Linked DNA regions of Mus musculus: regions 2, 3 and 4 are each linked to region 1. Evidence: chromatin loops called from intact Hi-C (ENCODE). Cell type or tissue: heart. All regions are shown on one strand. Each heading gives the region's core, and the rest is flanking DNA. Links, peaks and the distances in the headings are about the cores only. Region 1 holds the start of Nbn (nibrin). Region 2 holds the start of Osgin2 (oxidative stress induced growth inhibitor family member 2). Region 3 overlaps Gm29883 (a long non-coding RNA gene). Region 4 holds the start of Ripk2 (receptor (TNFRSF)-interacting serine-threonine kinase 2).

Region 1 (5,569 bases), core at 1-5,000:
AAAAAAAAACAAAAACTCTAAATTAATACAATTAAGATCAGATTAGATGCAACTATACCTTAGGAAGACTTTTGTTTTACTATTAACAGTTGCATTTTACATCAGTGAGAAAATTACTAATTAAAAAAAAAAGTTGTTACAAGCCTCCTACCCAGTGCAAAGATGCACTGGTGGGAAGGAGCACTTCACAGATGACCTCTACCAGGCACCATTAAGAAGACACCCAGAGGCCCAGGTGCAAGTAAGATGAACAAGTAAGTGATGGAGAGATGGAGAGAAAGAAAAAGAGAAGAATATGGTACAATGAAGAAAGGTGGAACTGGAGACTGGAAAGTAGTGGAGAATGGCCTGATGTGAGTAGCCCACTACACCACCTAAAGCCATGCCTGGGTCCATGGCCCTGCAGCAGTGGGGACCTGTGTTGATTTGCATGGACCATGTTACCACCAAAGGTCATGTGGTCATCCCTGGTCTAGGCTGCCAGCTAGGGCCATGCTGATGCCATGCCAAGGGCTGTGCAGAGCTGGCTCCACCCCTCAGCACCTATGGCACTTTGGAGCTGTCAGGCTGACCAACTCAGCTACAATCCAGGCCAGATCCAGTGCTTTGAGTTGGTTTACCTCAACATCTACCCCATTGATGAGCTGTTGGCGCTCAGGAACAAGCTGGTCCTCTAGATCCAAAGATGCAAGACCTCCACAGCAAAGGGCAACAACCGGATATCCAAGAAGATCCAGTATTGATAGTATAGCAGGAGACAGAGGACTCAAACCAGACCAACTCATAGCAATGAACATTTGCAAGGAAAGCTGTTCGGCCAAGAGGGTATATATACTACATGACACACTGAAGTTTTCAGGGTGAGATTTTGTTTTGTTTTCTTTTGTGAGGGGAAGGTTGCAAGGGCAGAGGGTGGAGGGTGGATATGGAGGGATGAGGAGATGAGCTGTTGAAGTGCATGGTATGAAACTCCCAAAGAATCAATAAAACGCTAAAATAAAGTTGTAAATCAGCAACTGGTGGAGTAATAGCAGACATGTGGGTGACCTGCGGAATTTGGAGACATGGGCTTCTATTACACTTGGAAGAGTAATTATCACAATTAGACAAACAGGAAGAGTCCAGCAGATCCCTGGCATCCTTCTGAACCGTTTGAGTTAAGTACTGTCAATGAGATTTCTGTTTGCTTTATTTCATTTTTGAGAGGAAGTCTCACTACGCTGCCTAACTAAGCTGTCCTCAAACTCAACGTCCACCAGCCTCGGCTTCTCAGGAGCTGGGATTACAGGCAGGAACTATCACACTCAGTTTAGCAGAGAGGAACTTGAACGGTTTCAAGGTAGATACATAAATATTCTGTGAGTTTCTACTGTAACCACCTTACTTGAAAACTAATCCCTTAGCGTCTGATTCCGAAATGCATCTCTGATATTGGTTCTAGAAGCATATTTTATTCTGCTATCATGTTAATAAAGTGCTACCCAGGTGAGTACTGAACTACAGCCTAAAAGCACATGAGAGGCGCTCATGTAGCTCGCAGGCTTCAAACTTAGGTAGTTGATAACTTTTAACTCCGGATCCTCCTTCCTCCACCTCCCAAGTGCTGGGATGCCTGCGCCACCACCTCTAGAAAATTTCTATTTTACAGACACTCATAGACTTAGCTAGGCTCAAGGCTAATTATTCAGAGTCCTCTAAGTTGCGTTCTATCCTTGCAGTGCCCCAACCCACATAGATAATCTTTCAGACTTTATCCTTCCCCTTATACTGTTAGTAAACTGCATCTTCTTAAAGTTCCCCGCAAACAAGATAGAGTCGCAGGCAAGTGCATAATCTCCCATCACCAGTGACTAAATAAGGAGACAACCACTTAACACGTGATAACTTTCACTGCGTAAAAAAATGTGTGGGCGGAGGACTCTTCCCCGAGGGGAAATTCTGAAAACTTTAAAGCGGCCCCGTGGTGTCGCGTGATTTCTCCTAACTACGCTCCGGTCTGCGTGCGTCCCCAGCCTTGGCTGGGCGCCTGGGCAACTCCGCGTGGTTCTTCCCCTCGGTTCGCAGCCTAGCTGGAGCCGGTCTAACCTGGGCACGCACACCCCAACGCCCGAAGTACGGTGGGCTGCCATCCCGGTTCCCACCACCCAGCTTCCGTGTCCAGTCAGCCCCGGCCGCCTAGGCGTCCGCCGGAAGGCGAGAAGGACGGACCGGAAGCGCAGGCGCGCTCTACTGCTTCCCAGCCCCCACCGCCCCGCGGCCGCTCCCGGGAAAGAACTCCCCGCCGCCTCCTTAACGCGCCTACCTGGAGCCGCACCGGCGGCCGGGAGCAGCTTCCACATGGGGCCGGCGTCTCAGAACCCCGCGACGTGCGACGCCAACCGCAGCTGCCCAGCCTGCGCGGTCACCGGGCTGCACCGGCGCGGGCTCCGGGACGTGCGCGTTCCCAGGACTCTGACAAGTTCTTCGGAAAGGCGGGAACCGGCCAGAGCGCGCCGCTGACGGGGGCGCCACCTAGTGCTGAAGATGCAGCAGTGCAGCGCGGAAAGCGTCCTGGCAGGAATGTGATGGACCGAACTGGACGCTTTAATCAATGAACTGTGATGTTTAAAAAGCTCGGAAGTAATGTGGATTTTAAACTAGATGTATCAAAGTGCTGTTGAGTGTATTATTTTCTGTATTTTCAAAAGTTACATCATGTGTAGTATCAGTCAAGATGAAGATTTCATGTCAAAATATGTTTAATCTTTTCCACTGTATCCTGAGTGTATTATACCAGAACCATGTTTACATCTTTATACAATGTCAGGATTTACTGAATAACAATAAGTCCACAAGCTTTTTGCCAAGTAGTCCCAATTTCCCTTAATAGTTGACCACTGGCAAACAGTTTTTTTTTAAAGATTTATTTATTTATTATATGTAAGTACACTGTAGCTGTCTTCAGACACTTAAGAAGAGGACATAACAGATGGTTATGAGCCACCATGTGGTTGCTGGGATTTGAACTCATGACCTCTGGAAGAGCTGTCAGTGCTCTTAACCGCTGAGCCATCCATCTCCCCCCACTTTTAATTATGTATTTATTTTATGTATATGAGTACACTGTAGCTGTCTTCAGCCACACCAGAAGAGGGCATCGAATCCCATTACAGATGGTTGTGAGCCGCCATGTGGTTGCTGGGAATTGAACTCAGGACCTTTAGAAGAGCAGTTAATGCTCTTCACCACTGAGCCATTTCTCCAGCACTGACAAATGGGTTTTTTAATCCAGTTGTAATATTAATAAATCATACATTAAGGGTGTGTGTCCATTAAAGAATGACTTCAACTTCTGGGTGTGGTGATGCACACCTTTAATCCCAGCATTCGGAAGGCAGAGGCAGGTGAGTCTCTGAGTTCAAGGCCACCCTGGTCTACACAGAGAAATCCTATCCAAAAAAAAAAAAAAGAATGACTGCAATAGAGTTACAGAAACACAGCAAGAGACATCAAAGGATCTGGGAAGCTAAAGTATGGAGCTGAAACAGCTACAAGCAGAGTAGATGAGCTCTTACAGAGCATGAATGCATCATTGTTTTGATTGTCAGCACAGAAATCTTCCCACATAGTTGTAATTAACTGTTAGATTACATGTGATATATAGGAAAATGTAAGTGATATTTAAACAGTTGTCTGGTTCTATTGTTTAAAGAAAAATAATCTATACATGTTCTGCAGAAATACTTTTAAAATAGTATTTTTGGTCTGTGTTTGCTAGAATCTGGAAACACATAGAATCTAACACTTAGTGGACAATCAACCATTTACGCTAAGGGACCTCTTCCTTTATATGCAACATAGAGAGCTGAGCTTGAAAATTAAGCTTGCTGTTGTTTTGTTTTGTTGGGAGAGTCTCATTATGTAGCCATGGTTTGCCTGGAACTCTATGTAGACCAGGCTGACCTTGAACTAATAGAGATGTGCCTGCCTCTGCCTCCCAAGCACTAGGATTAAAGGTGTGTGCCACCAGGCCCAGCTCAGTTGCTAAGCTTCTTATTCTTAATTGTGCCTATACTGCAATGCTGTGAGGCACTGAAGACTCATTTCAACCACTTTCCTCACCCCAGAAGATATGAGCCTTGATTTAATCCAAATCAAAAATGTCCACAAGGTACTGCATATTGGCTTTTATAAAGCTAACACAGAATTAACCAGTACTTCAGGAACTTCTAAACAACACTCAATCAGGACAGTTGAAGTTCCATTTCAACTCTGTTCAAAAACAAAAAGAACCACGCAACAAAAATCTAAGGTCGTTTGTTTACTTTCTTGTTCAACTTACTAGTGGATTACAACATGGGAGACCATGAAAAAAAGACATGATATTACAACCACACTGTCAGTTCCTGTCACGTCATTCTGGCCTAGCAACCATTCTCCACAGGCAGGACAACGGTGAGCATTTCCTGTCTACTTCTAGGTCACGGCATGTTCTAAGTGCTTTAAACTTATTGGGAGGTAAAGCAAACTTGAGGTGAGTTCTACTCTGAGGAGGCAGGTAACTGACATAGATGTTCTCACTTCACAAAGAACAAAAGATACTATATTCTTAAGTCAAATATGAGTGATCATCACCTCCACATATATATGCACACAGGTTGTTCTAAGTACCCCGTTCCCACACGGACATAGTTTCCTGAAGCTTTTATAGTTACAGAACAGAAGAAAGCCCTAAATCAATATTCCTTGGTGAAAATTCCAGGTAAGCAGGTTACAGCAAAGGAGAGAGAGAGGGGGGTATAATACATTGCCAGGAGCCTTGGCTTTGTGGAAAGTTTCTAGCTTACATAAACAATCCTGAGAGACCAGTCATGGTTCTAACAGTAAGAATGTTTGTGGGTAAAGAGGACTCTGTGACTGTTGGTTCCAGGAGCAGAAGATGGCCACCTGACCTCCAGGGAGCCCCCGGGCTCTTCTCCCCTCCCTTGGAGCCTCCTCTTGCTTATGCTTATATTGCCACTCCTGAATAAAGTTTTTCAGAGCTTAATCAGTATGATTGACTTTCTCTCATTCTTCCTGTCTCTTTCCCTCCCACTCTCTCACTCCCTTTGCCATGGATTGCCCTCTGATTATCCCTGCAGGTCGGAGCAATACATCTTAGCCCTTTTGTTGCTGGAAGCTAGTTGTCTGTTAATACATGTTAAAAGGATTTAACTGGTACAAAGCTGTTGAGTCAGACACAGAAGTAGGTGCACTAAATGGCTATTAAGGGCATTAAAGGTAGCCTAAGATAATTTGACTTTGGATTTATAACATTTCAACTCTTCGAAATCACAGAGTTTTAATCAGTTACCCTGTCAGCAGAGGAACAGAATGAAGCAGCCCAGATCTGGTGTCAGCAGCCTGTGGACTGCCTTATCCTTTAGGTTCTGCCATCCAGACAAAGCTGGATCCTTAACTCCACTGCAGAGAAGAATTTCATAAAGCAGAATTGGAGTTTGTTTGAGAGAAATGTTTAAACAGATTTAAATGTAGGAGTTAACATAGAAGTACTCAGGGAAAGGTTAGGACATATCCAAAAGCATGGCTG
Region 2 (5,690 bases), core at 530-5,529, 56 kb before region 1:
CTCACCCCTCATTAGGCTTCTTTTGCTCTCTTATTCTAACCCTTATAAAATATGATGTATGAAGTTATTTTGATCTTTTTCTGTAAATTCTCTGCAGCTGAACTGGATTGTTGTACTATTAACAAAAACTTTAAAAGGTTTACTTAAGAGGGAAGCCTCTTTGTTAGATTTCTGTCCCTTAAACAAACCTGAAGTTTTGTTCACCTGAAGTCTTTTTTTTTCAAATTTTTATTAGATATTTTCTTCATTTACATTTCAAATGCTATTCTGAAAGTTCCCTATACCCTCCCCTCGCCCTGCTCCCCTACCCACCCACTCCCACTTCTTGGCCCTGGCGTTCCCCTGTACTGGGGCATATAAAGTTTGCAAGACCAAGGGACCTCTCTTCCCAATGACAGCCGACTAGGCCATCTTCTGCTACATATGCAGCTAGAGACACGAGCTCTGGGGATACTGGCTAGTTCATATTCACCTGAAGTCTTTAATAGAGCTTCCACCCCCAGTTTTGTATGTGATCATTGAAGTGACCACACAGTACTTCCTGTCTAGGGCCAAAACTGAAGAGAATTTTAGCTTCATCAGAGATAGGCACAGCTGCTTATGGAACCAAAAGAGCAATGATCTTGATGATTAAAAAATCTGAAAGGGTTTCTACCTTCAAACTATAAAATAATACCATTTCTAGACTCTCCTCTGGAATGTTCTGAGTATTATATGACCAAATTATTGGCTTTTATAGCATGATCATTACTAGGTTTGCCCAGATGATATAAAATGCAACTGTTTGTTTTGAATGATTAAAAAACTTGTTTGTAGAAAATGGGAAAATACACTATCTTGGCTCAGGCTGCTGTACTGCCAGACTACAGATCAGAAAGCTTAAACACTAGGAATTTGTTTTCTTACAGCTCTGACACATTCAAACCATTAGGGGCTGGAGAGAGAGCTCAACTATTAAGAACATAATTGCTTTGCAGAAAGCCAGAGTTGGGTTCCAGGAACAGAGACTGGGGAGCTCCCAACTGCCTCTAACTTCTGTTCCAGGATTCTTCTATAACCTCTGTGGTTTCTGTATGTATCTGCACTCACACACTCATTTCTGCCCCATAACCTCTGTGGTTTCTGTATGTATCTGCACTCATGTACTCATTTCTGCCCCTCACACCCGGTACACGAGAGACCAAAAATAATTGTTCAAAATACATTAAATACAAACCAATGTAAATTTGAAATCTGGTGTTTTTGTTCTGCAACCATTGAAAAAACAATATAAATGAAAAAATTCCCTACAAATTAAAACAAAGACCTAATGGGAAAAGATGTATAAAGGGATAGTGGTATAAATATTAGAAAAAGCATAGTCTTATACATCACATTGCAAAAAACCACAGCTTTCCTCTTAGACAGAATAAGAAGACATTATTCTGGAGCCATTTTTAGTGGCTATAGGCCAGGAACAATTTTAACTACCCCAAATTCCATGTTCCAACTGGAAGCAGTTCTGTGAAGTTTCACAGAACAAGAAATCAAGGTAAGTGTAAAATCCATTGTTATAGTTTATTAAAGCACGCCAGAGAGACAGGTACAGCAAGATGAGGGAAGTGTTACTATAGTCTCAGGGTGTTATCTTATTGCATTCTTAGCTTTTGGTTGGTGGAAGCTAGTGGCCTGTTTAGTCAATAGATTCCAAAAAGTTTTTAATCTTCTAGTCACAAGACGTTAGTTCACACATAGAGTTGGACAAATAGCTAGTGTTCTGCAGTGCTAGATCTAGCCTAGATAAGGTAATTAGCCTCTGGATGGACCTGCAGCAATCCAAGCTTCCCACTATAATGCAGTTCTAGTCAATGTCTCGGCAGACGCAGCTTCTTCTTCCCTTTCTCCTTCACAACTGTTAACACATTAAACGTAAAATGAGCTCATACTGCCATTATTTTCAAAGAGGAGAAAAACAATTTTTAAAATCCGGTGAATACACCTTTTAGATATGGAATCCTGGAGGCACGCTGAGTTCTTTCTTTTTGAGACAGGGTCTCTCTACAAAGTCCTGGCTGTCCTATGTAGATCAAACTAGACTTGAACTCATGGAGATCCACCTGCCTCTGCTTTCCCAGGGCTGAAATTAAGGCATGGGCCAATGTTCTGCCAGGATGAGTTCTTTTAAAAAATGCAGACTCCAACCAACATTCTTAAAGAGAATTTCTTTTAAAGACATAAACATACAAGTGTTTTAACTGCTCCCCTCCGCCCCCCAATAACGGAGATGGGTGAAGGCGTTGTCGGAGCAGATTAATTAATTAATTAAGGTGATTAATCGCTCTGACAGTGTCCACCCTCACCTTTTAACTTTGGATAAATACCAAGTTGGATGCACTCCCTGTGCTGACTCAAAGACACCTGGAGAGACTCAAAACATCTTTTCTGGCCCAGCCCCTTTCCCCACTAGTCTCTGCATGGCTGAGTGAGGCCTTGCCCAGTCCGGGGAATGGTGGAGCGGCGCTCTTTAAGAAGGGAGGCTGAACATGGCCAGGGGGAGCGCCAGGCGAGCGGCCGGAGCACCTAAGGTTTGTGGGAGTCTTTGGGTGGCCGCGATGCGGGGGCCGAGGCCAGATGCACCCGAGACAGTGCGAGGACGTGAGCTCAGGTAGGTTCTCGCGGCCGGACTTCCCTGAGACCCGCAGGCCTGAGGTAGAAGCCTCCCCTCTTCTGCTCCGCAATCCCAAGAGCGGGCACCGAGAACGCACCCCGAGCCCCGAGCCTAGGCCTCGTGAGGACCCGGACCGCAGCGCCGCGGCCCTGCGCATCCCTCTCCGTGGACCCGCCCCTCGCCGCGACTCCACCAATCGGCGGCCTCGTCCACGCGCCGCACCTGGTGGGCGGAGCCGCGCGTCGCCGTCGCAGCGCCCGGTCCCGCCCCCAGCGCGGCGCTCATCACTCGCTGCGCCGCCCTGCCGCCGGCGGGGAGGAGCGGAAGCCGCTGGCCGGGGACAGACTCCCGCGCCTGTGAGCCGCGGTGCAGGCAGAGCGCGCGCCGGGACCAGCCCGCGGTCGGCCCTCCCGGAGGACGGCAGCCGCTCTCCATGCCTGTGTGGTGCTGCCGCTGCTCCCTGGCCGGTCATTTCAGGTGACTTTCCCCCCGGGATGGGTCGGAGCTGGCTCTGCAGCGTGTGCTCCTCGGCCGCCGCCCGCTGGGCCGGCGCTGCTCGGAGCTCCGTGGACCCCGCTCTTTTCTTGTCCCCTCTTCTTGTTCCTGGACCGCGCGGGTCACAGGACGGCGAGAGTGGCTAGGCCGGCGGTGAGTCGGTTACATGTAAATGGTAAATTTGAAAATCTGTGAAGAGCCTCCTTTGAATTTTTGATCTTTTAAAAATCTAATAACATAAGTTACTGGCTTGAAGGGAAGTGGAGAAGAATGTGTCATGTAGTGACAGTGGGTCGTGACTTACTAAGGTATGAGTGATGTAAAGCCATGTTAGAATGGAGAAATTTAGGAAGTGGCAGTTTTATACTCAAATTATGATGAAAGTTTCTTACGGTGAGAAAAACAATAGTTTCAAAGATGAATGAACGTATGTTCTAGATTCAGAACAATTGACCAACACTTCGGGGAATTACAGAATAAGATCAAAAGTACAAGAAACTGGATGGGATGAAATGTTACGTTTAGTAAGGACTCTGGGAACTGGCTTTACATGTGTGAATGTTACAGAATAAACTGATAAAGACTTGTTTAATAGAGGCTCATAGAATTTAGGTGAAACATTAACTTGGGTGGAAAGGATATTAATATCATTTCTAAAAATACTAACATTGCTTTCTTTACTAATGTGAGCCACAAGTCACAGTATTTGTGACTGTCATCAATACAAATCACAGAGCTTATTTTATGTGATATAGATAAATGTCGTGTGTATTTAATAACCTTCACAGAAGAGGTTAAAAAAGAATGTGAGGTGCAGAGAAATCAGACTCCTGCTGTAATAGCAACGACCTAGGTCTGCCCAACCTCCTGAGTTTGTAAGGAGACTTTAAATTCTAGATCTAGAAAAGTTTTATGCCAAAGACTGCTGGATTCTATGTTCTAGACAGATTGTTGTGTATGTACACATCGTCCACTTTGAGTATTGTAAAAAGCAGGCTGGAGTGAAAATTTGAAGCCTCTTGGGGAGCTACATTTCTTTTAGAAAATAACCCTCTGAAAGTCTCCTGACACCTTTGGGGTACTGTTGAGCGGTAAGGGGAGAGCTTGGAATTCTTACTCTGAGGCTATGTGGTAAATACCATCCATCCTCTTATCTCTGTGCAGAGAAATTTAGGGGAGGGAGTGAAAAGTGTTTGCTACAGTTTAGTGTTGGGAGAGAAGAAACCGTGTTTGCTACATTATTATAGTTAAATGTATCATTAGAGACCTTTTAAGAGTCAAGCTATAAGAAGTACTGCTTCCTTGTCTTCCCCCATTCATTCAGCAGCCTCAAGTAGCATCCATGTGTGAGTGCATCTCCATAAATGTTGGCCAGGCTGATGTCCAGATGGGAAATGCCTACTGGCAGCTCTACTGCTAGGAAAATGGCATCTAACCTGATGGCCACATGCCAAGTGACATGATCATTGGGGAAGAGATGACTCTTTGAGGATCTCCTTCAGTGAGACAGGCACTAGCAAGCATGTGCCCTGGGCAGTGATCGTAGACCTGGAATGCATAGCTATTGATGAATTGCGCACTGGTACCTACTGCCAGCTTTTCTACCCTGAGCAGCTCAGCTCATCACAGGCAAGGAAGATGCTGCCTATAACTGTGCCCCTGGCAACTACACCATTGGCAAGGATATCATTAACCTTGTCTTGACAGGACTCTCAAACTGGCTGACCAGTGTACAGAGCTTCAGGGTTTCTCCTTTTTCCATGGCTTTGGCAGGGGATCAGGCTGTGAATTCATCTCCCTGCTGATGGAGTGGCTCTCTATTGGTTATGAAAAGAAGTTGAAGCTGGAGTTCTACATTACTCAACCCCCCAAAGTTTCCACTGCTGTAGTTGAGCCCTACAATTCCATCCTCACCATCCATACCACCCTGGATGGAGCACTCTGATTGTACCTTCGTGGTAGATAATGGGGCCATCTGTGACATCTGTTATAGAAATCTCAACATTGAACACCCAATTTACACTAACTTAAATAGGATGATAGGTCAGACTGTCTTCTGTCACTGCTTCCCTCAGATTTGATGGGACCTTGAATGTTGACCTGACAGAATCCCAGACCAATCTTGTGCCCTGTCCTAGAATCTACGTCCTCTGGCCACTATGCTCCTGCCATTTTTGCTTAGAAAGCCTACTACGAGGAACTTTATAGCAGAGATGACCAATGTCTGCTTTTAGTCAGCCAACTAGATAGTGATCCGTTGGCGTCGTAAATACATGGCCTACTGTACGGCAGAGATGTGGCTCCCAAAGATGTCAGTGCTGCCATTACCATTAAGACCAAGTGTACCATCCAGTTTGTGGACTTGTGCCCCACTCACTTTTAAGATTGGCATTAGTTACCAGCCTCCCACAGTGTATCTGGCCAACAGAGCTGTGTGTATGCTTAGCAACACCACAACCATTGCTGAGGCCTGGGCTTGCCTAGATCACAAGTTTGATCTTGCGAATGCAGAGCATGCCTTCATGTAGTGTTATGTTGGTGAGGGCAT
Region 3 (5,690 bases), core at 164-5,163, 630 kb after region 1:
GATGAAGTCTGCGGCATGAGGGAATTGAGCGTGGTGGGATGGTGCTTAGGTCTCTGGGTTTTAGAAGTGAATTACATTGAATCAGTCTTAGCAATCGGTATTAGCTCTTCATAATCCAATGCATGAAGCAAATGTTTTGAGGTTATTTATTAAGCTCCAGGGGTTTAATAAAACTGGACAATTGCAATATAATTGTAAACTAAATAGATGCAGCTCTGGTTTTGTTAGCTCATAGATAAGTAAAGAGCACAGACAGACCCCAGAGCTAAATGTCTGAGCACAGGCTGAAATGAGTACCTGGGACCGTGACAGGTGGAGTTAGTCCTTCCTTTCTCAACACTGGGGTAGCCACAAAACATGCAACTCTCTAGGAAGAATCGGGAACTAGAGAAGCAATTTCCAATCTCCAATCACCGCAAATGATGTGTGGTATCAGTCACATGATTAGGGACAAAATCTGCTTCATAGGTCAACAATGACAGACAGAAAAGCCTTGCATTTTTTAAATATAGAATCTTCGAAATACCATGTGAATATTTCAAGATATGAAGTCTTACCTTCTAGACCTTGTCTTTGATTTCATGAAGAACAGATGAACTAAAAACACCATTGTCTTTGGTTGTAGGAAAAGAAACTTCAGGTTCCCAGTGATAACTTCTAACCCCAACACCAGCATGACACAGCCACTATCAAATCATAGGTTTACACTACATACATACAACCATAAAAATATAAACTCCACTAATAGACCTTTAGAAGACCATTCATGCAGTGACCCGATTGCTTAAATTTTGTTCTCTGCTTCAGCACTTTGCAGACTATTTCTAGAACAATTGAAGATGTGAAAATATTTGAAAATGCTTTATTTTTTGTACGGCCCTATACATAAATTAGATTCCAATTAGTTAATTTTCATGCACGTGTGACTTTATTGAACTAATTAAAAGTTTACACATATAGAGTTGAGGAATTATCATCTCATTTTTGTCTTTGAAAATTACATATTTGCCTTAGTCAACTTAGACATTGTTTTACTGCTGTGAAGAGACACTTTGACCATTGCAACTCTTAGAAAAGCTTCTACTTGGAGATAGCTTATAGTTTCAGAGGCCTAATCCATTATCATCATGACAGGGAACATGGCAGCACATAGGCAGACTCTAGTGCAGTTGTTGAGAGTTTTGCATTCTGATCAACAAGCAAAGAGGGAGAGTCGAAACCTGGAATTTAGCCTTTGAACCCTTAAATCCCACCTCCACCCCCAGTGACACACTTCCTCCAACAAGACCACACCTCTTCTGATCCCTTCAAACAATTTTACTCCCTAGTGACTAAACATTCAAGTATATGAGTCTATAGAGGCCCATTTTTATTCAGACTGCCACACTTGACTGCAATGTATCTTGGCCATATCTACTCCTATTTTGCTCTCAACTCCCCCTGGATCCCTCCCTCCCCTAACAACATTCCCTTTCCAACACCATTATTAGTCTCTCTCTCTCTCTCTCTCTCTCTCTCTCTCTCTCACACACACACACACACACACACACACACACACACACACTCACACACTAACCCATTCAATCCAGTTAGTGGTGCCCCTATTTGCCTGGGTGTAGAATCACCCATGATATATCTTCAGTGGCCACCTCCCGAAAGAAAACCGACTCTTCCTCCTAAACACCCACAGCGTTCCATCTCTGGATGCTGACACGTCAGAAATCCTAGATCCTGAGCCTCCGGGTTCTTTCCTGGTTCTCATGGCTCCTGGCACTAACGGGCAAGGCATCCCATATCCTGAGCACTCAGTACATTTTCTTAGGATATTTAAAAGCCTGGGATTGACCAGGATTTTTTTTATTTTATTTTGAAAGGTACTTATTTATGTAAAGAGCTCTAAAAACAAGAAATCGGATTTGAAACAAAAGTAATAAAAATCTTTTTAGGAGCCTGATGTGGTGGCACACACCTTTAATCCCAGCACTTGGGAGGCAGAGACAGGCGGATTTCTGAGTTCGAGGCCAGCCTGGTCTACAGAGTGAGTTCCAGGACAGCCAGGGCTACACAGAGAAACCCTGTCTCAAAAAACAAAAAAACAAAAAAAAATCGTTTTAGGAAAAGAGATTATGTATAAGTCTTAGACTCTTACTCATTTCCAGATAATTTTGAATTACAAACTCTTTTTCTAAACAGTATTTTTCTAAATTTTTTCAATTCAGGTAGATATTCCCTTAAATATTAGCACTAAGTACACAATTAAAAAATATTCCTACTCTAACCAGATGCACGCTAGTCGTAGAGATCTACAGAAAGATGACCCTAGTTTCCGACAGGATTTCCTCAAATCCTATTTAAAGTGGTGCTCATCAGAGCTTTTTAATCCTGAGCTTTGGAAAGGTGAGCTGAGACGATTACTTCTGAAATCCAAGTTTCTTATTTTCCAGAATCCATTCAGCTTCGTGGCAAGAATTCTGTTGTGCTTTTTCAAAAACCTCTTGGAAATGAAAACTGAATAATCTTCATTTTCTTTCCCCAGGAAGCTCTAAGGTTCAGGGTTAATGAGCTGACCTCTCTGTCTACATTCATAGGTGGATGTAGTAATATTCACCCACAATTAACTAACATACAGATAATTCACATTAGTCTAATACTTTAGAATTTAGAATAAAGATCTTTCTGGTCTAGACTTGCACACAGAAAACTATTACTCAGAAAGGTTATTATTGAGTCAAGTTTCATAAAAATGTATCTCTACAACTGAAATATTTGACTGACCTCATACATATTCACTTACTACCCATAAAAATACATGCAAATATTTTTTGAAAACAAAACAAAAAGTCTTCACAGAAAATGAAAGGATTGTGAAAGCCGTTTCCAGAGTGGATACAGAAGTTAGAAAAACAGCAAATCAAAGGTGTTAGCATCCTGCCATCCAGTGGTCATTATTGGTACTACAGTACCTTCCCATTTATAATTTCCACTCAAGTCTTCCAAAGTGTGAGGACCCCCAAAAGACAACATTGGTGATTGTGGCTGTATATGTATGTGTAAATTCTATAATTCTTCAAGTGATTCGTAGACACTTTCACGGTCATTAAATTTCAGAAGTGACAAGCTAAATATTTAGATATTTGTAATATTTTCTAATTGAATGAACATAAACATCAGGAAGAGACTGTAGTTTCATATTATAAGCACAGTACTGAGTTCTACGTGACTTTGATATTTTAAAGGAAGATATTGGAAAGAAGAGGCTAGGTAGCTTCTAAAGAGAGTCTCTTCACTCTCCACCTCGCCTGCACTGGTCTACAGACAGATGCTTTCCATCTTTGTAATATAGGAGCCTACTAGCCTCACATCCTGACCATCACAGGGAATATTCACATTTATTGAATCCCTTTTCTCTCCCTGTACCTTCCTCAAGACTAGTAGAAAGCTGCCCTTGGCGGCAGGCAGATAAAGGAGCCCATGCTGTCACCACCTTGGATAATGGCACCATTGCTGGACCACACACTAATCTTGGTTCAGTCACCTTCATACATGCAAAAAGAAAACGCAGTTTGCATCCTAGAATTCTGTTTCTGCAACCATCAAACATCAGATGCTTGGAACTATCCCAAGAGCTGGTTAGTTTGCTCTCACAAAGCTTTTAAGCCAACCACCACACATTAAATGCACACTTTTACATCTTACTCATGAGCGTAATTGGCAAATAATAGACAATTTAAGCTTTTAAGCTCAGAGTTATTTACTTCAACACTGAGCCAAGACTGTGTTGTCATCTCATCGTGTACGCACAGACTGAATGAGTTTTGCTCACTTCCAACCACTCTGTCTTCTTTCCTCTCATTTTAATCTCTTGGTGAAGCTCTTCTTCCCACTTACTCCTCTGGGCATCTCGACTTTATTTTCATCAAAAATCCATCTTGGGGTTTCTGTAACAGAGTGAAGAGAAGTAAACGGCCCAGTGTGAGGCAAAGCAAAGCCTCCCACAGGTAGGCAAGGGGCACCAACGACCTTCAGTCTGTTTTTCATCCTGTTTACTTTATGAGAAACACAGCAGTGGTATCGGCTACCCTTAAGCCTAAATTGTCAAAACTGGTTTGCCAAGACAAAGGTCACAGGAAGACTCATGCTCAGTAATCAAAAGGGAGAATGGTAAAGCTACGTTGTTAAAGTGTTACTGTCGGAAAGGCTTAAAACGTTCATTTAGGGGATAGGCAGGGATGTTCCCCTGAGCCAAAAAAAAAAAAAAATGGAGAGGGGAGAGAGGCAGGTATTTAGGTAAAATGGAAACAGAGCCTTTTTGCCTTTCCCTTAGTGTTCAATCGTCTCAAAATTACCAGCACCAAGACTGTTTTTCATAGAGGAATGATTTTTTTCTTTAACCTCATCATTAAGTTTGCATTCTAGTTTTAATGTGTCTTCTTTACCGTGATCTTATGAAGAAAGTACATTTTCAGGAAAGGTGAAGTGTCTTGTCACAAAGCGCCCATGTGCTCTTCTGTGGCCCTCTCTGCCCTTACCCATTTTTCCTTCACTTCCTCTTTAACTCCTAAGCCCACAACTCCTACCTTCTTCATTCTTGCACTTTGTCTTTCCCCTTCAAATCCTAGATCCCTTTGGTCCATTCTCTCTCTCTCTCTCTCTCTCTCTCTCTCTCTCTCTCTCTCTCTCTCTCTCTCTCTCTCTCTCTCTCTCTCTCTCTCTCTCTCTGGAAAGAATGCCAAGCAGGCATAGATGGTGCATGGGTCTGAGTTTCACTGGGCTCCCCTCTTCTTCAGCTGAGGACCCTTGAATCTCAGGCTTCCATCTGCAGACGCAGACACTAGGACACCGTGTGGAGAGAGCCCCCTCTTGGAGAGCCTTTGGGAATCTGGTGCAGAGGAAGAAAGATGGACTCACTCACACCTGCCTCCTCTTCCTAACACTGTTAAATGATATCATTTAGAATTTTTTGAGTATAAATAATAAAATATATTTTCCATTATCTTTTCTTTCTACTTTCTGGATGGCACATTGCTCAAGGGAGGCAACCTCTCTTTGTGAACGCCAGAGATGAACAAATGTTAAACAGTTACTATTATAACCCAGTCTTGAGTCTCCAGTGTAACACTGGTGGGTTTTAAATTTAGAACACATTTACATGAAAGGTCAGTTGCTGAGTGAGAATGGAGATCTACTGATTTGAGTTAAAGTGGGACACCAACCACTTAGGAGGTGTCCAGCCCCCCACCCCCACCGCCTGGTGCTAACTAATGACTCCCAGGTTACACGACATGGTGAGGAGACCCCAAAAGAGCCATGGAGGGTCCATCACCACTGCCTTGGAATTGCCCACTGCCTGTCAGTCAGCTGGGTATTTGCATGGTTCAGAATACCACTTGAACTTCTCCAAAAGGAATAGAAAGACATTGGAGGCCATGAGACCACAGGTAGTGCAAAAATCATGTCTCCCCAGAAAGTTTAAAGTATTGATAAATGAAGACAAAGCTCACAACTACTGAAGCACATTCTCATAAAAAATGTAAAAACATTGTGGAGATTGCTATTTATTTAGCTTAATAACAATGATAGATGCTAGCTTAAATACTAAATTTCCCTTATTCTTCACAGTGCGCTTAATGATACACACTGAACTTGACCGACTAGTGGGGAACCCTTTGGGCCTTCCCTTTGATACCCAT
Region 4 (5,690 bases), core at 327-5,326, 210 kb before region 1:
ACTTGTGTTCTTTGTAAGTGGGGGCACAGTAAAGAAACCAAGAAAAATCTGGGAGCAAAGTTTTTATTGTGGATGAGAGAGAAGGGTATGGGGGGCATTCTGGGGCATCTGGAAGAGTCCAGAGCTAAGGGAAATGGAAGCTAACTGGACATGGCCCAGAGGAAAGCAAGATTAGCAGAAGAGCATCAAGAGAGAATTTCAAGAATAGTGTGCGCATGAAGAAGTGGGGAGACTTGCTATCATATAGAGAACAAGGGGTATCCAGGAGGAGGGAATCCTGGAGATTACAGCAGTCTGGGAGCTAGTCTGGAGGAGTGGTAGTAGGCAGACAGGGAATAATCAGTGTGTAGATAATCAACAAGATAGCAAGCTTCTGGCCTTTCCCAAAAGTGTGACCTTTCTGGCTGACTTACCTGGGCATGTTCTAGGCAAAGCATGGATATGTCAAAGCTTGCACAGGGAGATACTATGGACCTACACCTCTCTTTTTAAACTGATCAATGCAAAAAGAGGGGAGAAGAAACCCCACCCAATATCACCAAAACACTCAACTACCAATCTTCCAGGGGAAAGCAGATTTCAGTTTCTATCTCCTTCCCACTTATGATCGGTATATCCACTTGTGAGTGTCTGTGTGCATTCATGCATGTGTGTGTGTGTGTGTGTGTGTATGTGTGCATGTGTTGCACACATACTTTACTATTAACAGAACTTGATTGCTTGCTGTTGCTGTGATTTTTTTTTTCTGTCTTTTAATTCTTTAATTGTTGGGAAAAACTGAACTCAGTCCATGACCCTGGATGGTAACATAAGCGGGTACCAATACCACTGCACTTGACTTGGAACTGTGCTGGTTTTGAAAAAGTGCCTTCTTTTGCAAAAGTGTGTATCTTATTTCTAAATGAGATATGAATGTCTTAAAGCTGCTATTTCCTAGACTAATGTAATAAGGCATAAATAAACTTTATTCTTAATAACATTCAGGTATAATTTTGTAGGACTTTGAATAAATGAATTCAAAGTATAGATGTGATGTTTATTTTTGAGGCTAATTTGTCTATTTTGTCTAAGTTTTTCTCCAGTACATTTACTTCAATGTTAATGTCTTAAGATTTCTATCATTAATTGATTATGAAAATTAAATGTATATACTTACAAAATCCCTATATGTGTGTATATATACATACATACATACAGCATGTATACGTATATATATTCTTAGTTGAGATATATACACATTATATTGTAAGTACATATTTTTATATTTTTGTATTTTGTTTATGTGTATGTGTGTTGCCTGCAGAAGCCAGAAGTGTTGGTCAGATTCCCTGGAGCTGGAGAGCAGGCAGCTGTGAGCTACTAGATTCGAGTACTGATAACAAACCTCAGATCCTCTGGAAGAACAAGCCCTCTTAACGGCTTACCCATGACTCCAGCCCAAGAAAACATAATCTTAGAATGTAGACTTGTAAAAAACTATTAAGAACTAGAGTATAGGGAAGGAAATGTCGGTGTTATATATATTACACTAATAATATAAGGGACAATTACAGATTGTAGTATCCTGGTGCGTGTAGGATCGTGGAACTATATCGCTCACAAATATGAGATATTTGCGCCAAACATCGTACTGAACAGTTATCTAAGTAGAAAGGTGTTTACAGTAAAAAGATGAAATAGTGCTGGATTTTGGTTGTTTGGTTTTGTTTGTTTTTGCCTTTGTTTTTCTTTTTGGATGGAAGACTTCCCAAACACAAGAAATGGTTTTATATTTCTATTTGTGAGTAGGCTTTGAGGAATAAAAGAAGAAACCGTTTCCTGGTAAGGGAGCAAGTCATATAAGCTAAACACCTCAATTTGTCACACTGACAGCGCTAGCCTCTCTACCTCACTTCTCACAAGTGGCAGCCACTGAGTAAAGACTGGAGTGGAAGCAACCAGATGGTTTACAGCTCAGGAAGTGGGGCACCAGGCTCCCCAGCAGTAGTCACCCCACACCCTATCACGTCCAGGGTTTGGAGTCTAAGGAAGACACTCGGGCCAAAGGAAAATCCAGCCGACCCACCTGACACCAGACTGGAGAACTCCGGAGGGATTTTCCCCGGAGGAAATCTTTTCCAAGCCTCAGCGATGTCCACCCGGCTTGTGGGGGGAGGGAGGCCTCTGAGACACGCCCATGATCTGCAGAGGGAGGAGCCGGCAGAGGGAGGAGCCCGCAGAGAGGGGAGCTTGCAGAGGGAGGAGCCGGCAGAGGGAGGAGCCCGCAAAGATGGGAGATTACAGAGGGAGGGGCCGGCGGAAGGAGGAGCCAGAGGACAGAAGAGCGGGCGGAGGAGGAGCCGGCGGAGGGAGGAGCTGGGGGAGGGCGGAGCCGACGGAGGGAGGAGCTGGCAGAAGGAGGAGCCGGCGGAGGGCGGAGCCGGCGGAGGGAGGAGCTGGCAGAGGGAGGAGCCGGCGGAGGGAGGAGCTGGCAGAGGGAGGAGCTCACAGAGAGAGGAGATTGCAGAGGGAGGAGCCGGCAGAGGGAGGAGACCGCGGAGGGAGGAGCCGGCGGAGGGAGGAGCCGGCGGAGGGAGGAGCCGGCGGAGGGAGGAGCCGGCGGAGGGAGAAGCCAGGGGTAGGAGGCAGGGGCTGAGGAGTTGGTGAAGGTAGGAGCCCGCCCAGGGAGGGCCGGCGGAGGGAGGAGCCCGCCGAGTCCAGGAGGAGGGAGGAGGACGGTCCACCCCGGCGCGGCCGCAGACCCGACGGGCTCCCTGGCACAGCTGACCGGGCCGGAACTGCAGCGGCCACGCGGGAATGGGCCGCCCCGGGACCTAGCGCCGCGGCCAGGGTCGGGCGGAGCCGCCGCGCAGCCGGAGCCATGAACGGGGACGCCATCTGCAGCGCGCTACCCCCCATCCCGTACCACAAGCTCGCCGACCTGCACTACCTCAGCCGGGGCGCCTCTGGCACGGTCTCGTCGGCACGACACGCAGACTGGCGCGTGCGGGTGGCAGTGAAGCACCTACACATCCACACGCCGCTGCTCGACAGGTAGGGCGCCGGCGCGGGGCCCCACACAGACGCGGGCTGGGTGGTCCACAGACCGGCCGCACTATGGCGATGCGCCGGCTCCGCCGCGGCGAGTCCTTAAGTCCTTGGGCTAACCTGATCCAAGGGAGAAACCATCCTGGACGTGCGTCAGACTTTGCAACTCGCCCTGCCTCTCCTCCCACCCGAGGTGTTCCCACTCTCCAAAAACCTGCAATCACGGCCACCTCTAAAACCCTGTTTATTGAACCCGACGTGTGTTGGTACAGTGCTTGTGGGCTTTGCTTTGTTTTAGCTAGCTGTTAGCGGTAAGAGCTGTGGAACTCTAAAAACTGCTCTTGGAAATGAAGTACGCAGTGACTGCAAAATACACACCGGAGTTTGAGCATTTAGCACTAAAAAGAAAAATAATAATACTATACCGGTGTTTTTATATTGATTAAACGTCAAAATATTTTTCTAGGGTTTTATGTGTGTTTCACTCCTGCTCCTGAGCCTGCATATTATGGCTTGGTTTGGTTTGATTTGGTTGGTTTTGTTTTCTTTGTGGTTTATTACGTGCCCTCATGAAGTTCAGTTATCAAATTCTACATTACCAGTTGTTATTCGAGCTCTTGCCTTGGAAGTCCCCAAAGGAAGTGTGCAATGTTTTTTGTAACAGTAAAATGAATCAAAAGCTATTAAATGGTCAAAATTTGTGAAGAATAAAAGTTTTGACCATCCCTTGCCCTGGTATTATTTGTGTCCAGCTCCCACATATTCAGAAGAAAGAAAAAAAAAAAGCGTTGGTTTCTGTTTCTAGGAAAACATTACAACTAAATACCATAGATCTGTGGCTGTATGTGTTAGTCAATGGATCTAGTCAGAACTCTTGTGTGTTTCACTTCCATCAGAAATTGAACTAGACCTTCATTCAGTTCTTAGTGCACTTGCTAACCTTGGTGGCTACAGGCCTCTTCTCCTGCTGGATCTAGTGTGAAAATACAGAGATCATAGCGGCCCTATTGGTCAGAGGCTGTTAACCCTGGGTATCAGGTCAGATACAGCATCAGATAACTAACTCTCTTGCTTCAGCCCTGGTAGAATGTTGGACTTTCATCTGCCTGGAGGCGCCCTCCCTCCCTCCAAGGGCTAGATCACAGTGTATGTGGAGCCAGTGCTGTGTGTGTGTGTGTGTGTGTGTGTGTGTGTGTGTGTGTGTGTTCACGTGTTCGAGCACGTGCGCCTAAGTAGTCAACTTTAAAGGGAGGTTGGTTAGTACCAAGCAAACGAATGGTCTATGGAAATGTAGCACTAATAGACCACTAGGTAGACTAAAGCTAGTTGCTTTCTCACTTTTGATTCTGCTTTTCAAAGCTTCGTTTGTGCCATTTGTAGGCCAAGGGAAAAAGATGGACAGGATGGTATTGCTTTCCCATATTCACCAACCACTTATGGTATAATTTCCTTGCATTGGATAGGGCATTGTCTTTATAAAACCAGCACAATCCCCTACCTTACTGCATTGCATTCTTTTATCTTGCTGTCTAAGATCTTACCATGAGCACAGGCCTAGGCTTATGCAACTGACTCTGAGGGTGTCTTACTTCCTCACCTGTTAAATATGAATAATAAACACTGTATGTATATTTGTTGTGCTCTGGTGTGGATAATGTACCCATTGTTCTTTAAGATTACCTGAAAAGAAAATAAGTCTAGGTGACGTTGCATATTATTTTAATAATTAGTGAGTCACTCTCCATTGCCAGTGAGTGGGACTTCCATAGCAGTCTTCCAGCCTTAATGGACTGATGACTCTGATTGGTTGTTCAAGTACCCTAGAGATGGAGAGCTGTTTCCTATTGACATTTTGAGTTAGGCCATTTTCATGATACAATTATTGAAGCTGTATTTTGCATTTTAAGTTTCTAAAAATCTTTTGCTTTTGTTTTCCCCCTCAATCTTGTTGAATTCTAACCTCACAAACTATCTGATTTGCTTTTCTCATCAAACAATAGAATAGAAAAGCACAGATGTTAGAGTACCAGGGCTACAATTTAAATCTGACTTAAACCCTGTCACTTTGTATTGTTGTCACCAAAGGATCATTCATTTTTTTCTGACTGTAGATGCTCCAATATGTAAACCAGAGAGAATGAAACAAGCTTTAGAGAGTTGATTCAAGGGTTGGACTGTATATAAAATGGCTGGCAGGGAGGAGGAATACATCATACCTTTCTATGTTTGTATGTACATGCATGTGTTTGTATTAGCATACACACATAGGAGATCCATGTGCTGCTGACCCACATGCATGATGGGTAGGCCAGAGGTCAACTTCAGGTATTGTTCCTCAGGACCATTAAGAGAGAGAGAGAGAGAGAGAGAGAGAGAGAGAGAGAGAGAGAGAGAGAGAGAGAGAGGAGAAGAGAGTATCTTTAATGTTTTGGAGTGTGTATTGTTGCCAGCTTTTTTATATCTATTCTTAGGAATTAAACTCATATTCTCCTGCTTGTATGACAATCACTTTACTAATGTATTCTCTGCTAATACTTTATTTCATACTTTGGACAGAAGGAGGGAAGGCTATCTTATATGTATGTGTCACTGGAACTTCCACACTGTGTCCTCTCATCTCAAGTGTCCAGGGATCTTTGGGTTCATCCTGTAAGGTACTACAC

Evidence for each region. Peaks named below come from ENCODE experiments on the same cell type or tissue, not always from the same donor. Only the 100,000 strongest peaks of a DNase experiment are listed, where the experiment ranks them.
Region 2: a loop joins it to region 1, with 8 times the contacts of the local background. A loop is called at or near these places in 10 of 42 quality-filtered maps.
Region 3: it touches region 1 in a loop (6-fold over the local background); 9 of 42 quality-filtered maps call a loop at or near these places.
Region 4: a loop joins it to region 1, with 3 times the contacts of the local background. A loop is called at or near these places in 9 of 42 quality-filtered maps.

The regions. Positions count from the first base shown.
Region 1 is chr4:15,954,844-15,960,412 of GRCm38, reverse strand. Nbn (nibrin) reads right to left here and starts at 2,446. Exons shown (of 16, transcript NM_013752.3): 1 at 2,303-2,446. The coding sequence starts at 2,339. In heart, for the core only: CTCF peaks have their summits at 2,282 and 2,510 (motif pointing left); a DNase peak (open chromatin) is centred at 2,202; H3K4me3 peaks cover 1,836 bases; H3K27ac peaks cover 1,639 bases.
Region 2 is chr4:16,011,121-16,016,810 of GRCm38, reverse strand. It overlaps Osgin2 (oxidative stress induced growth inhibitor family member 2), which reads left to right and starts at 2,923. Exons shown (of 6, transcript NM_145950.5): 1 at 2,923-3,124. The coding sequence starts at 3,081. In heart, for the core only: a CTCF peak has its summit at 2,968; a DNase peak (open chromatin) is centred at 2,900; H3K4me3 peaks cover 2,299 bases; H3K27ac peaks cover 1,208 bases.
Region 3 is chr4:15,325,954-15,331,643 of GRCm38, reverse strand. It overlaps Gm29883 (a long non-coding RNA gene), which reads right to left. Exons shown (of 4, transcript XR_390426.2): 4 at 3,876-3,938. Among named protein-coding and RNA genes, the nearest start is that of Gm29829, 11 kb to the right of the region's middle. In heart, for the core only: a CTCF peak has its summit at 2,936 (motif pointing left); no DNase peak of the experiment used is centred there.
Region 4 is chr4:16,160,567-16,166,256 of GRCm38, reverse strand. Ripk2 (receptor (TNFRSF)-interacting serine-threonine kinase 2) reads left to right here and starts at 2,614. Exons shown (of 11, transcript NM_138952.4): 1 at 2,614-3,033. The coding sequence starts at 2,861. It overlaps A530072M11Rik (RIKEN cDNA gene A530072M11), which reads right to left and starts at 2,147. Exons shown (of 7, transcript NR_045765.2): 1 at 2,066-2,147. In heart, for the core only: no CTCF peak of the experiment used is centred there; DNase peaks (open chromatin) are centred at 2,206 and 2,676; H3K4me3 peaks cover 2,775 bases; H3K27ac peaks cover 1,693 bases.